2 separate regions of the Homo sapiens genome follow, and region 2 is linked to region 1. A link is a contact called in ENCODE Hi-C or POLR2A ChIA-PET data. All regions are on one chromosome and are shown on one strand. The core of a region is the stretch at or near the end of the contact, and the rest is flanking DNA. Distances in the headings are between cores, read along the strand shown.

Region 1 (2,813 bases), core at 163-2,662:
TCACCCCCTCTGAGACGCCTTCCACAGTAAGACACATGGTACTCCATGTTCCCACTAAGAAAGAACACGCACTGTCCATTAAACTATGACATGGTGCTTTTCATCCTCTAACAGGCAAGCTCCAATTTTAGTAGTTACCAAATTGGAAAAAAAAAATGCATACCTTGGAGAGTATGAAAGACATTATTTCCCAAGGAAAGGAAAGAGATAGTGGATCAAGAAGGGGTGGAGAGTAGGAAAGGTTGAACTTTTCTTGTAACTGTTCCTCTTTCTTCCTCTCTCTCTCCTCCTCCATGCAAGAGGCTTGGCTGTGCTACTTGGCCAATAGGAAAGAGGCAGCAGCATGGACAAGGTAGATGTTCTAGTGAACAGAGCCGGCATGGCAACTCCCTTGACCCATGAGATAGATACCTGTCCTGAGTGATGAGGCAAAGGGTAAGGACCAGGGGAAGCTCCGATTGATGTGCTGGAATGGCCATAGGTCAAGCAACCCAGAGAATGCAAAGGTGACTTAGACCTGTGAAGACAAGACCATCTGGCAATGTGTCAGGAAGGCCGCTGAGCCTGACCTGGGCCTCTGAACTGAATGGGGAGTGAAGAAGCGGTTGGAAGGTAGAGCAGGAAGCATGAAGTACCCCGTGAATCAGCCCGAGGATCATGCTTCACTGCCCACTGCTGAGTTCCTCCAGGACCTGGGTTGAATAGACTGGGGGCAAGCCTCAGGGGTGGTGGGGGGAGATTATTTTGATCTTTTCAGGAAAAATAATTCTGTAAAACACCCTTTGGCAATGACAGGAGTGGCATGCAAGGAGGGTGCTGGAGAAGGACTGGAGGTGGTTGGGGTGCCCTCGGACTCTCATGGGGCCCACAGCTGCCCTGCTGCTGGGTTCCTCAAGCGGCCAGACCCCCCTCCCATTCTGCAAGTTCCTCCTCCCTCCCTGCAGGAAGAAAGCAGGAGAGTGGGCAAGGGAGGGGCTGCAGAGGTCAGGAATGATGCACTCTTCCCTCAGCTTCCTCCCAGCCCCCAGGAGGCCGGTTCCAGCCTGACCCCTGCAAAGGAAGACCGTGACCACAGAGGTGGGATGCTGGGGAGAACTGGGGCCAAGAAGCAGGACTTGCCATCACCAGCTCTTCACCAAGTAAGGAGGGAACTGTATGTGGAATTCCCCGTGAGCAGGGCATGGACCTAGTTTTTTTCCTTTCACTCTACAGGAATATTGTAATGAAGTACCAGGTTAATTTCCTCACAGGTACCTCGACTTCCCACCCTGCCGCGGCTCTGTGGGGCTCAGCTCACACTTCCCTCTTGCTCCTGGTTTCCCTTCTCCTACTTGAGACTTCCCAGCCTGTGGCTGAGAAGTGGCCTGGCAAGTCTGCTAACCCGACTAGAAGGAGCACTGCAGTGCCGAAGAGCTGGCCAGCCTCACCCTGGGGCCCTCCGTTTGGAACCGAGGCTTGCTGTTAACTTCAGGAAGCATTTAGCATGCCTGGATAGGAGAATGTGCATGGATGGATTGGCTTTGCTCTCTTCCTGCGCCGCTTCGGCCTTTGTCCTCCTACCCCATCTAAAGAAAGACCCTCTAGTCACTCCAATTGGAAGAAGCTAAAACCTGATCACATCCCTACCTTTGAAAAAGATCCAGTTTTAGAATGCATGCTTCTACGCCAGCGGTAGAAGGGACATCTCAGCAGTTACCTCCCTTCTGTATGCCTGTTCCTGAACTATTGAAATAAAAACTCCAAATACGCATTTGGTCATACGTGGGACATGGTGCAACCGTCCTGGGGCTCTGCTCATGCCCTGACTGATGGCTGGAGAGCATATGCAAGGTTTACCTTATCTGAGGTCATCATGGAGCAGATACAGGAAGAGGACTAAGCACTCTTCTCCTACTTTGCTTCCCTACACGCAAAAACCTCTGCTCCTGGAAGGGTCCCTAAGAAAAGATGGGGAAAGAAAAAGCGCTCGCCCCCTCCCTGTGAACAGCCCAACCCACTTTGAATCCTGCAGTGCCTCCAGATGAGTGTTCTTCCCCTGCAGCTGGAAAGCCTCCTGTGCTCAGAAATTCCAGGGTCCCGACATGATCCATGCTCAGAAGTTGGGCTGCAGCTCCTCGGAGCTGGCAGGCACAAGCCTCCAGCCCTTCAGGGCTTGCAAGAGCCAAACGCGCTGCGGAGGTGTGATTCACTGAGTTCCCAGAGGAAAGGGAGGCAGCCAGCTGGCAGGGGATTACTGAACAGCCAGGCCAAGGCATTCCGTTGCTGTTTGGAGACAAGCAGCCAGCTACCTCCCTTCTCTTCCTCCCCCGCTGAGGCGCAGAGCTGGAGACAGGCCAGGGCCCTGGGGGAAGAAGAAAAGGAACTGAGCTGCCTCACTTACTACCAAGATAAGAAGGCTGTGGCTGCTATCCCCAGTGAGCCAAGACAAGAAATGCTTACATTTTCATTTGAAGATGATTCTGACGCCCCCAAATATTTATCCAAAATATACCTAGATGCATTGCCCAGAGAGAATTTTTTATTAAGCGGCAAACTGGGTAGGCAAGAAAAATTGTATTGGCTGAAGAACAAACAAAAAAGCCCAGTGTGTATGTCATAGCTCAAGGATTGGCTATATTCTCCTAAATAAGAGACTTCTTTCTCTCATGCCTTGGATATCTCAGGCTCTCTGGGGTGACTGTAAGTTACAGATTTATTGCTCAGCCATTCTTAGCCCTGATGCTCTTCAGAAACTCACTGCTTTATGAACCCAGGTCCCCGAGACACCTTCCATTTGATCCACATCTGTCCAAAGATGAAGTCATGAAATATGA
Region 2 (2,813 bases), core at 102-2,601, 150 kb before region 1:
AGACAGGGGTGGGAGGGTGTTTCAGGTTAGGCTGGATGACTGCTGGTGGAGGGTGGGATGGGGACGTCGTGCAAAGGATTCTTGCAAGGGATGGTTGCAATAGATAAATAGATAATTTAAAAAGATGCCTTCCAGCTCTGAAATCCCATGGTTTTATTATGCTAAGGTAAGCCATTTTAGGGCAGCTTCACTCTTTTCCTTTCCCTTTCTCTTTCTTTTTCCCTCTGTAATTGTGGAATCTATTTGTGTGTGTGGCTTATGCTAAAGAAGTCTTAATCATGTATTATTTCCTATCCTCTTACTTTGAAATGGTCAGACTTCTAGCTGAGTTGTGTTTGGGCACTGTAGAGGGAGGCAGGGTGTCTGTGTACAGTTGTGCTGGGTGTTTACTGCACAAAGGACAGAAATAAGGGGCTAAACTTGAACACATACTCTGCTCACCAAGCTACCCAGAGGAAGAGTCTATCTTTCCAGTTTGCGGAAAGCGCCATCAGCTCACCAAGCTGAGTGCCAGAGGGGCTAGGTCTCCCCAGAAGAGGCATAGTTTTCTAATCTGTTAGATTAGAGGTTTCTAGTCTAATCTGAAGATGCTGGTCATGACTCTAGAGGGAGGCATAACATATCATTTTTAATTTATCAGGATTGACAAAGTTAAGTCTAGACACATCTGTGAATTCCGTGGTGGGCTGTACAAACACAGTGCTAACTATTGCTACTAACGGTGCAAAGTTCCATTAAGCATCCACGTATTTCTGCGGACTCACCAAGCATTCAGGTCCTTGGAAGCATCTGGAGGATTTGCTCAAGTTTTCACTTTTCATCTGGATATTTGACATTGTGTGCACACAGCTCTGTGCATTCTCCTTCTAGCCCAGGAGATTCCTTTTGACTCTTCCATTCACCCTCAATCCTCAGGGGCAATAAATTTGGTTGAAAAGCAGTTGAGGATTTATGAATGTGAGGCACATAAAACCCCTTTGGATTCTCAGACTTACACTAAACAAACTTGTGAGTGTGCCAGTGAAGAGGAAAAAGTTTAAAAAATCCAGCACGCCACCGGCAAGGTTGGTTATTTTTTAAAACAACAACAACAGTAAACAAAATGGAAACAAAACACAGGTCGCGTTGCTGATAGCAGGCAGCAGTTCTTTGAGCAGGCGTGAAGAGATGCAGAGATTGCTGTGCATTTGTGAAGTGTCCCCAGAGACAGATTCCTTAAGCCTTTCTCCACCCTCTGGCCTTGTCACTGTTCCTCCCTCCTCTGGAATGTGGAGGAAATACTCCCCACCCATCCATTCACAAAAACCCTGGAAGAGAGCCACCTTCCCTCCACTTTTCTCATCTGCCAGCTCCTGCTCTGTTCTCTGGCCCCTCTGCATCGCCTGCCCTCAGTGCCATTCTCAGTCAGCAAGGGCAGAACTCTCGCTGTCCCCTGCCTTCAGTGTCAGCCCTGTGACTGTTGTCCTGCGACCTGTTTCTTATGCCCAAATACCCTCAGTCGCCTGAGTTGAATACACTCCGTGCTTCTGTGCAAGTTCATGAGTTGGTGCCATTTCTTTTTAGCTACCCTGATGCTTTTGTGTTTCTGTTTTTTGTTTGTTTGTTTGTTTGTTTTCCCTTTGAGACAGGGTCACTGTCGCCCAGGCTGGAGTGCAGCGGTGTGATCTCGGCTCACGCAGCCCCGACCTCCCGGGCTCAAGGGGTCCTTCCACTTCAGCCTCCTGAGTAGCTGGGACTACAGACTTGCACCTTCACACCTGGCTAATTATTTTATTTTATTTTATTTTATTTTGAGCAGAGACAGGGTCTTGCTGTGTTGCCCAGGCTGGTCTCAAACTCCTGGGCTCAAGCAGTTTGCCAGCCTCGGCCTCCCAAAATGCGAGGATTACAGGTGTGAGCCGCCACACCTGACACAATTTTGTGTTCCATTTCTCTCTTTGGAAATCTTCACAGTCTTTAATTACTACAAATCAGTAGTTCCCACATTGTTGGCAGTAAGAAATGGAAAAAATATCCGCCCTCCCCACCGCCCCCTCCCCTCCAAAAAAATACTGTGGGGCAGATACCAACATAGGGATACCAGATATTTGTCCAAATATGGGCATGGCAGGGCTGGGGTAAGTTGGGACACTGGAAAATAGCAAACAATTCCCAGAGCATTCTCTGCTGTCATTACCATTTCACAACACAAAGGCTGTTTTCACACCACGAAGTAGGAAGAACAGATTATTGAGCAGAGGACATTCTTTGAAAATGAGTAACTTTAGCTGTGTGAAACATTCATCACTTCAATCCTTCTTGTTCTCATTTTGTGTCTATTTATTCCATATAATTATAGATTTCCAACCAGTATGTAGAGGCCACTGCTGCAAATGATTCTAAAAGAAGGAGCTCTTCTGTCCAGCAGCAAAACAAATACAGAGCCCACCAGGGAGGCCCACCTTACCTGGGCAGGAAGCTACCAGATGCCTTGGCAGGAGCCCGTCCTTGCTCATGTGGCCATAAGATCTGTTGTGACTAGGGTTCCTATTGCAGCTGGAGGGACACAGAGATTAGGAGCACCTTGCAGCCTAGATTTCTGCAGGAGCAAGAGGGGTGGGCATTGGACCCTGAGGCCTTAGGCTGGGGACAGCACAGTTCTGAGGGCCAGGTGCTGAGTGGGTGTCTGTGAGCATGCTCAGCCTCTGGGCTGTGCTCTCAGAGGACGTGCAGATATCAGACATTTACAGTGAGCAGCATGGAAACTGCGGGCTGCATGAGGATGCCTGTTGGACGGTGAGGCCAGGCTGCCCAATTACGGAACATGCTGGAAC

The links. Hi-C counts contacts between places; a loop is a spot of excess contacts on that map. ChIA-PET counts read pairs that join two places held with the same protein, here RNA polymerase II (POLR2A). Pooled maps may share reads with other maps.
Region 2: a loop to region 1 is called in a pooled map, with 2.1 times the contacts of the local background. The contact joins two enhancer-like sites. A Hi-C loop is called at or near these places in 1 of 168 maps with a recorded cell type or tissue (Caco-2) and 1 of 50 pooled maps. POLR2A ChIA-PET finds 5 or more read pairs at or near these places in 3 of 52 experiments (AG04450, HEK293 and PC-3).

What each region holds. Positions count from the first base shown.
Region 1 is chr7:41,955,496-41,958,308 of GRCh38, reverse strand. No RefSeq gene overlaps it. Among named protein-coding and RNA genes, the nearest start is that of INHBA, 250 kb to the right of the region's middle. Within about 2 kb of position 1,412, at least 4 of the 41 ENCODE cell types and tissues checked have a DNase peak (open chromatin) inside an H3K27ac peak, as active enhancers do.
Region 2 is chr7:42,106,134-42,108,946 of GRCh38, reverse strand. All of the region lies in intron 3 of GLI3 (GLI family zinc finger 3), which reads left to right. Among named protein-coding and RNA genes, the nearest start is that of GLI3, 130 kb to the left of the region's middle. Within about 2 kb of position 1,351, at least 4 of the 41 ENCODE cell types and tissues checked have a DNase peak (open chromatin) inside an H3K27ac peak, as active enhancers do.